2 separate regions of the Homo sapiens genome follow, and region 2 is linked to region 1. Evidence: chromatin loops called from intact Hi-C (ENCODE). Cell type or tissue: K562. All regions are shown on one strand. Links, peaks and the distances in the headings refer to the core of each region. The heading gives the core; the rest is flanking DNA. Region 1 has its middle 30 kb from the start of TGFBR1. Region 2 overlaps LOC102724684 (a long non-coding RNA gene).

What was found. Hi-C counts contacts between places; a loop is a spot of excess contacts. Peaks named below come from ENCODE experiments on the same cell type or tissue, not always from the same donor. Only the 100,000 strongest peaks of a DNase experiment are listed, where the experiment ranks them.
Region 2: a loop joins it to region 1, with 4 times the contacts of the local background. A loop is called at or near these places in 1 of 110 quality-filtered maps.

Annotation. Positions count from the first base shown.
Region 1 is chr9:99,073,262-99,077,651 of GRCh38, reverse strand. No RefSeq gene overlaps it. Among named protein-coding and RNA genes, the nearest start is that of TGFBR1, 30 kb to the left of the region's middle. RefSeq lists a cis regulatory region at 1,810-2,528. In K562, for the core only: a CTCF peak has its summit at 2,067; DNase peaks (open chromatin) are centred at 611, 881, 2,061, 3,331 and 1 weaker place; H3K4me3 peaks cover 1,209 bases.
Region 2 is chr9:98,865,464-98,869,853 of GRCh38, reverse strand. It overlaps LOC102724684 (a long non-coding RNA gene), which reads left to right. Exons shown (of 3, transcript XR_930168.2): 3 at 397-866. Among named protein-coding and RNA genes, the nearest start is that of ADIPINT, 44 kb to the left of the region's middle. In K562, for the core only: no CTCF peak of the experiment used is centred there; a DNase peak (open chromatin) is centred at 1,943.

The DNA.
Region 1 (4,390 bases), core at 108-4,107:
TTATGTCTATCTCCTTCCCTCATCTTTTATTTCATGAATTTATCTTTTTGTCTGTGTCCTTTGAGCAATTATATTAATTCTTTTGATCTAACAATTCATTAAATCAGGTTTCAGTAGCATATATGCTGTAGTTCTATTTTATTCTGGTGATACAGTCGTTCTTTTATTTTCAAGGACTGTTTCTTATTCTCCCAGTATTTCATTTCATGCTTCTTTTACTCTCTGAAATTTTACTGAGAATACCAATTTGCTTTCTTTTCCTTGTTTCCAGTGGAGTTGGATGAAAATACAAATTTGAATCTTTAAAAGTTATCTCCTGTTTTCTGTAATCATTCTTTCGAAACAGAAGCCATTGGCTCTGATTAACTGTTGATTCCCTTTTGGAGGCTGCTAGATCTCCTCAAATGATTAATTGGTGTTTGTTGTTCTGTACTGATGTTCATAAATATGAAAGCCCACATTGAAAGGACTGATAGGTCTTCTGGGTGCTGTCAGCAACTGCACAAGTCTCTATGAGCTTCCCCCCAGCCTTTTCCCAGCTTATTTCTGTTTCAGCCTCTACTGGCACTTTCCTGTGGCTATCAGCCTCAGGAGGGACTCGAAGACAGGCCCTGCCTTTGCTGCTGTGGTTATAGGATAGCCAATCATAGCAGGTTTCTATCTTCCAGAAAGTCCTCAAAGTTTCTGCCAGGTTGAGATAGTTCTTCCTTTTTTAACAAGGGGTTGCAGGTCTTTTTTTGTTTGTTTTTTGTTTTTTCTCTGTTGTTTTTATCATTTCAGTAAGGTTTGAGGAAAGTATTGTAAGCTCAAAGTGTTATCTTGAAGTAAACCTTGTGTGACTTCCTGCTAGATTGGGCCTGATACTGCAGTCTCTGGGGTGCCCCGCCCATAAACCCCCAAGTTCCCACTGCCAGCATCCACGTGTCTGCCTGAGAGCATTCTGTGGCAGCTGAGCCCACTCTGTCGTGTGCAGCAGGCCAGAAGTACTGGAATCTCATCCAGTGCCTCGCCCTCCTGTTTTTCAAAGACTGAGAGGGGTTGGTGTATGAAGACCATAACATCCTTGTCCCTTTGGTTGGAAACTCTGAGGTGCCAGACTGCACGGGCTCCCAGAACCCTTAAGAGGACAGTGTGATCTAGTCACTCACAGTGAGAACTAGATGCACCCTTTAAAATCTTCCTTCCCATCCCTGTCTCATTTCTCTGCTCTCTTACCTTGTTTCTTGGGATCGCCTTGCAGAGAAATTAATGAATCCTCCTCTAAAGGGAAACTCAAATCAAAACACTAAGTATGACAGGCTTTCTAGAAAGCTCTCTCCCCTGGTGTGGAGAATGAACTGGAGGAGATGGAACTGTAGAGGCCAGGAGATGTGAGCAACAGTCCTAGGGAAGATAAGAAAAGAGCCAGCACCACATTGCCTCAAGGGAAGACCACCACGTGCAACGCTTTGAAAGGCCGAGGCAGGAGAATTTTGTGAGGCCAGGAGTTCAAGACCAGCCTGAGCAACATTGCAAGACCTTGTCTCTACAAACATATATATGTACTAAACATACATATATTAGTACATATGCATATATATATATATGTATATGTACTAAAAATTAGCCAGGCCTGGTGGCACACACCTGTAGTCCTAGCTACTCAGGAGGCTGAGGTGGGAGAATCACTTGAGCCCAGGAATTAAGGCTGCAATGAGCCATGATCACACCACTGTATTCTACCCTGGGTTAAAGAGTGAGATCCTGTCTCAAAAAAAAAAAAAAAAAAAAATCAAAGTAGTCATCATAAAAATATCCCAACTCTGCAGAGCTTCCTAGCACTTATTTTATGGTTTATTGTTGTTATTTTTATTACTAAGGAGACACTTAGTCAATATCGTTGAATAAATAAAAGATTCCTAGGCTCCTGGCTGGATGGTGGAGCCACTCACTAAGAGAAGGACCAGAGGAAAAGGCACAAGTTTGGAAGGAGAGGAGAGGGAGGCAATTTCCTCCCACAAACATATCAGATAACAGGGTGCTCTGGGTCCTTCTTGGAACTCAGGGCCCCCAGCAGGCTCATGCAGGGGGATGATGAGATGACTAAACAGTCGCTGTGGCATGTGTGCCTGTCTATCAGAAGGAATTCAGCCCTCTTGTCAGCAGCCGCTAATGAGCCAGATGATAACATTTTACTTGTTGGATTATGAAGGGCAGGAGCAGAGGGCCAGGATAGTCCAGACATTCGGGGTCGTGGGACAACGGATATTTACCAACAGCAGGCAGAGCTGTACTGCTATGTATACATTGAGTCCCAGCCCTGTGCCTGAAGACAGGCAGAGAAGCCAGGCAGATTGGAAGACACCAGCTAGGATGGTTGAAGGAGAGACCTTCCCCCAGCTCCTACTGAGAGACAACTGGAACAGGCCAAAGATAGCAAACACTGATTGGACGCTTACACGGGGCCAGAATGCTGTTCCCAGTGCTTCCTGTAAATTAACTGAAAGGAGAGTAGTTTCCATGAATGTCCCCCTTTTACAGATGAAGAAACTGAGCTGCAGGGAAGGACTGAGTGTGGAGGACTATTTTCAGTAACTTGGAGTTTTTCAGTAGCTTGGCTATGATTACATGGTTAGTAGGTGGCAGGACCAAAATTCAGACACAGACCAAGGCATCTCTCTATTTACCGGCCCTATAAATTGGAGTACAAGATGGAAAGCAAAAGGAGAAAATCAGTTAGTGGCTATCAAAGAGGTTTGAGGAGGCTCAGTGGTGTTTTGATGGACCAGGAGCTCAAGGGGTAACCAGAAAAGTACTTCTCCAGCTGTTAGGATAGACAAGGACTGCATGCATGTGCTTGTCCCCCACTGGTAGGGTTTCTGAGGAGGTGGAGAGCAGGTGGCAGGAAATATACAGGAGATTTGAAACAGTCTGTGGCATTAGAATGGACTTAGTAGATTTGAAAAGTGGGGGCATCATTTATCTTTGTACTCCCAAGTCCAAACATGATCCTGGGTACAAATTATTATTCAAGAAATATTTCTGAATGAGTGCACAAATAAACAAAAAACCTGCTTGATCTTTCTCAAACATGGATCCAATACCATCTCTTACCTCATTTAAATATTCCCAAGGTGCCCTACCAGTTGTGAAGCAGCAACATTGTCTCGGAGTTTGTCATCTTGCACCAAGAAGTTTAAGGACAGGGACACATGTGAGTGGGTCAAAGAACGGAAAGTTTAATAGGCAATAGGAAGGTGAGAGGAGAGCAGCCTTCCCTCTCATGAGGAAGAGGTGACTGAAACGGAAAACCTGCAGCAGATTTTATATGCATGCAGGCTTGAGGAGGCGGTGTCTGACTTAAGTAGGGCCCACAGATTGGTTTGACCAGATGCGACGTTTACATAGCACTTGGGGAAGGCTGGTCACCCCACCCTAATCTTATTCTGCAAATGGGCCTTCCACTTGGCCAGCGCCATCTTGTCTGCTCCTTACTGTACACGTGGCTGGCAAAGAGAAGGGAACATGGAGCCATCATTTTGATCATGCCTAGTCCCAGGTAGCCTTCTCCTATTGACACAAGTGCCAGCATTCACCTGTGCAAGCTTCCAGCTTGCTTGTCTATGTCTGCAGCTCAATTTTACAGGCTGCTCTTTGTTAGAAAAGAACATGATTGCCTGGGTGTGGTGGCTCACACCTGTAATCCCAACACTTTGGGAGGCCAAGGCGGGCGGATCATGAGGTCAGGAGATCGAGACCATCCTGGCCAACATGATGAAACCCTGTCTCTACTAAAAATACAAAAATTACCTGGGCATGGTGGCATGCTCCTGTAGTCCCAGCCACTCAGGAGGCTGAGGCAGGAGAATCGCTTGAACCTGGGAGGCGGAGGTTGCAGTGAGCTGAGATTGTGCCACTGCACTCCAGCCTGGTGACAGAGTGAGACTCCATCTCAAAAAAAAAAAAAAAAGAAGAAGAAGAAGAAGAGAAAGAACTTGATTTTGGGGCTGCTTTTCATTAAAAGGAAAACCTTACTGAGGATTCCTGTACCCTCACTATCTGCCTAAGTACTTTCTTCTTAACTACTACGTCAGTTGCAGGATAAAGTCTAAATGCCTCATCCTGGATTTCAAGGCCAGCATGATCTCACCTCTGTCTATTATTTCACTGCAACGTCCCCCACACTTGATCTTCCCTGCTGCTGTGTGTGGTAGAATCTATTTTGTTGGCCCTGTCAACCTTCTATCCCTCATTTTCAGGTCATTGCAAATCCCCATGCATTTTGGATGGAGGAATTATTCCTTCTGCCCAACTCATTTCTGGGGTGGGGGCTGCCAAACACAGTCATGGGCCTGTGATACAGTTGGAACCAATCAGAGTCCTTTCCAGGAATTCGTATCATCCCAGTGGG
Region 2 (4,390 bases), core at 282-4,281, 210 kb after region 1:
GTGGTGGGCACCTGTAATCCCAGCTACTCGGGAGGCTGAGGCAGGAGAATTGCTTGAACCTGGGAGGAGGAGGCTGCAGTGAGCTGAGATCCCACCACTGCACTCCAGCCTGGGTGACAGAGTGAGACTCCGACTCAGAAAAAAAAAGCCACACTTAACCTCCTTTGCAGCTAAGAGGCAACATACATGGCTGGACAGTGAGATTGTGTTAATGTGGATTATTCCTCCACAAATATGCATTCTTCTCCTCTCCATTGTGAATAGAGTGTAAGTACTTACGCGTTGATGTTGAGCTTAGTAACATGACTTCCTTTGGAATGTTAGTGGAAGGAATAAGCAGAAACCTTTTATTTGCTTGCATAGTTTGGTTTCCTTCTTTTCATGATTCACCATTAGAAGAACCCACCCAGGTAATCACTGCTTGCTCGGATCCCAGCAAATTCTAGATCCCAGAACTAGTGCTCTTAGAGCCAAGGCCAGCCGATCCAAGTCTGGACTACTGCTCAGATGAGCCGAGCCTGAATTTGGGAGTGGTTGTTACAGAGCATTACCCTGGCAATAACTGACTGATGCAGAGATGTAAATAGACATCACTGGTGGAGCCCCCAGGAAAGCTCTTTAACAGAAGACAGACTCAGCTGGCAGGTTTCCCGTCTCCTTGAATGAAGACAGGCTCAATGCTTGGAGGGGTGAGAGGAGGCAGCCATCTTACAACCACAGGTCACAGGAAGACACTAAACAAGGCCGTGTGGAAAGACAGAAGGAGCCTCCATCCCTCAGCACCACAGAGACATTGTATCAGCCTAGAAATGCCTAAATCTGAACTTCCTCTTACCTAAGAAAAATAAAACCTCAATTTGATTCAATCACTGTTTTACAGGTTTCTGCTACTTCTGATATAATTCCTGATAGATAGCCAGGCACAGTGGCTCACCTTATAATCCCAGCACTTTGGGAGGCTGAGGCAGTCAGATTACCTTAGGTCATTATTTCGAGACCAGCCTGGACAACATGTTGAAACCTTGTCTCTATTAAAAATACAAAAGTTAGCTGGGCATGGTGGCAGGAGCCTGTAATCCCAGCTGCTCAGGAGACTGAGGCACGAGAATCACTTGAACCCGGGAGGCGGAGGTTGCAGTGAGCCGAGATCACATCACTGCACTCCAGCCTGGGTGACAGAGTGAGACTCTGTCTCAAAAAAAAAAAAAAAAAAATTCCTGATAGACACAGCTAACTATTGGTATTAACGCCACAACTGGCCAGGCATGGTGGCTTACACCTGTAATCCCAGCACTTTGGGAGCCCAAGGTGGGCAGATCACCTGGAGTCAGGAGTTCAAGACCAGCCTGGCCAAAATGATGAAACCCTGTCTCTACTAAAAATATAAAAAATAAAAAATAGCCAGGTGTAGTGATGGGCACCTGTAATCCCAGCTACTCAGGAGGCTGAGGCAGGAGAATCACTTGAACCTACGAGTCGGAGGTTGCAGTGAGCCAAGATCACCCCATTGCACTCCAGCCTGGGTGACAAGAGTGAAACTCCATCTCAAAAAATAATAATAAAATAAAGCCACACCCGTGTTTGAGATCCCCCAGGAAAAGCATGAAGGGTCACAAGCAGGTCTCATGGAATCCTGGGGAATGTGACTTAAGAATGCTGGAGAAGAAGCCCAGAGAAGTGATTGAGAAGCAGGGAGAGTAGATGGAGAACCCAGATGTGTGGTGGCCACAGGCCACAAGAGGAGAGTATCTCAACAAGAGACAGGGACAGACCAGGCCAAATGCAGCAGTGAGATTCAGGCACATGAGGAAGAAAACTTTTCAAAGGATTTAGTAAATGAGAGGTCCCTGACCTTGGCAGGAAAGGTTTAGTTCAGGGCTGGGGACAGAAGCCAAACCACACAGCCCTTTGCAGAATCCCAGCCCTCTGCAGCTCCCTCCGTGGGGGATGGACGCTTGAGGAAGGATGATGCAATGGGAGGAAACCACTGCTTGGCCAGCTGCAACCTTGTCCTCACTGCACAGACCATTTCTCCTCTTTGCCTCCAAGATGAAATCTAAACTCAGCTTGGCATCCAACCCTTGAAGATGTGGACCCAGCCAGGCTGTGGCCTCCCCTGCCCAGCCTCCCTTCTCCATATTGTAGGATCCCCCCTCCCCCCATTCCTGGCCTCCATGTCCACCCTTGGACTGCCCTCCCCTGCTCCACAGACTATCTGGAGCCTACTCAGCCTTCTGAGGTGGCACAAATGTCACCCCCTCTAATGAAGACAAGGTCACTCCTTTATCTGGGCTCCTTGCACCTCTCTGTATCTGCCTTGAATTATATTGGCCAGATTCAAGTGGGATTTGCTCCCCAGGGTGGGGACAGTGTCTGTGTTTTCCGTTCCCCACAGGGCAGAGCACACCGGTCTGGCATGAGCAGGAGCCAGTAGCCTTGTTGGGTGGCTATGGTGTGCCCTGCAAGAGTTTCCCAGGCCAGGGATACCAAGTGGGCATCTTCAGGGCCATGTCTATCTCCTTCCACTCCTACAGACCTGGCTTTAGAGAGCTCAGGAAGGAAGCAGAACAATCAACAGAGACACGTGAGGGCTTTCTTCTTCCCCTCTCCTCTCTGGAGGCTTCCCAGAGGGCAGCTGCTTCCTTTCTCTCTTGTTTTAGAACAAGAAGACATGATTGTGACCAAATTTAGAAAACAACCAAAAATTCAAATTCAACCCATATTTTAAAATCCATTTCAACAGCTCCACCCCACTAAAAGGAATGTCACTTCTGAGCAACGTGGGTGAGGAATCAGCAGCCGAAGTAGCAGCAAGGTGGGCTGTGGTGTCATGGATTTGGGGTCTGAGGGCTGGGGAGGGAAGAGGTCTTCCCACCAAGGACAGACAAACCCACCCCACCCGCAAATGGGAGGGATGATGAGGGAGAGCAGAGCCAGGCATGAGAGCAGATGGGCCCACATTCAAGGAAGTATCTTCTTGGCTTCTTGTTTCTGCCAATAGCTGGAAAGGATGGATGCTTCTGGAAGCCACCTCAGAGACCAACCACAGCGGATGGGCCCTCCTTAGCACAGAGCTACTTTTAGCCCATTGTTCTACTGTGGGGAACAGAGGGAAACCCAGGGAACGAAACAAACAGTGTCACCTGCCTTCTGTAGTAATAGTAACCAGGTATGGGATGTGTCGTGTGTGCCAGGTGCTATAGCTAGGAGGCTTTTTAAAAATATTGTTTCCAGGAATTCTACATGAGTCATGTTGCCTCAGAGATTTTTATGAGGGAAAAAAAGGTCTTTATGAGCCAGAATGAAAGAGATTAATTTGTCAGGAACAAATGTAAAAGTTTGCTTTGCAAGCATGGCATTCAAGGGGCAGTTCTGATAAAGCATCAGGAATGCTGCTGTGTCCTCTGGCCACCATAATAGAGATAAAGGGTCCAGAATAAAGGAGGCTCTCATCTCACTGAACTTGGTTCCCGTCAGCCTAAATGGGACCCATTCTCTTTGAGTCTCAGTTTCTTTTAAAACTTGGAGCTAGAAAATGCCTCCTTCATGAGGTTGTTGTGAAGATTAAACAAGGAATGTATGAGAATTAGTTAGCACTGTACCTTACAAGTAGTGCACACTTAGTAAATGGTAATAATCAGAAGTGCTGTTATAAACCTTGGCATTTAAATGGGGTTGAGGTTTTTTCCCAGAGGTAGGAAGAATCTGGGGACAGATGTTGACTTCATGCATCTGAACTTTTGTTAGGAAGGAGACTAATTCTGCCTTTTTCCAAGCAACAGAACTATGCTCACTGGGCAAAAGTTATTATCCAGCCAATTTCAGCCAAATGAAAGGAAGTGTGATCACGAAAAAAGACTGGAAGGACGTAATTCCAAATGGTGCTGTCTTTGGGTAGTGAGAACTTAAGTGGTTTCTTTACATTCTTGTGTAGTTTCCAGATTTTCAGCAGTAATCTTATATTTTTAAATAATCTGGGAAAATTAAAGTGTTAAAGAAAAAGAAGAATTTCACACACATCAGGAATGCTGTTATAGGAATGGGAAACCAAGCTGGATTTGAGATTCTACCAAATGTGAATCTAGTTTCCGAGCATCAGAAAACTGAAATCCATTCCCAACAGAGACAATGCAGCTGGAGAGGATCATGCTCCCGTCTCTTGGACCACCTCCACCTGCACCCTCAGAAGACAGAGAGCAGACACCTGACAAAGAACCAACTACTCCAATGGAAAGTGTTGCCGAGAGCCTTGGAAGTCTGTGAGATGGGGAGGAAGTTTTTCACCCCAGCATTAGGGCAAGGATTCCCTCTGGGCAATACAAAAGGATCTTTTCCATCCAAGAAAGCTAATTAGATAGATAGATAGATAGATAGATAGATAGATAGATAG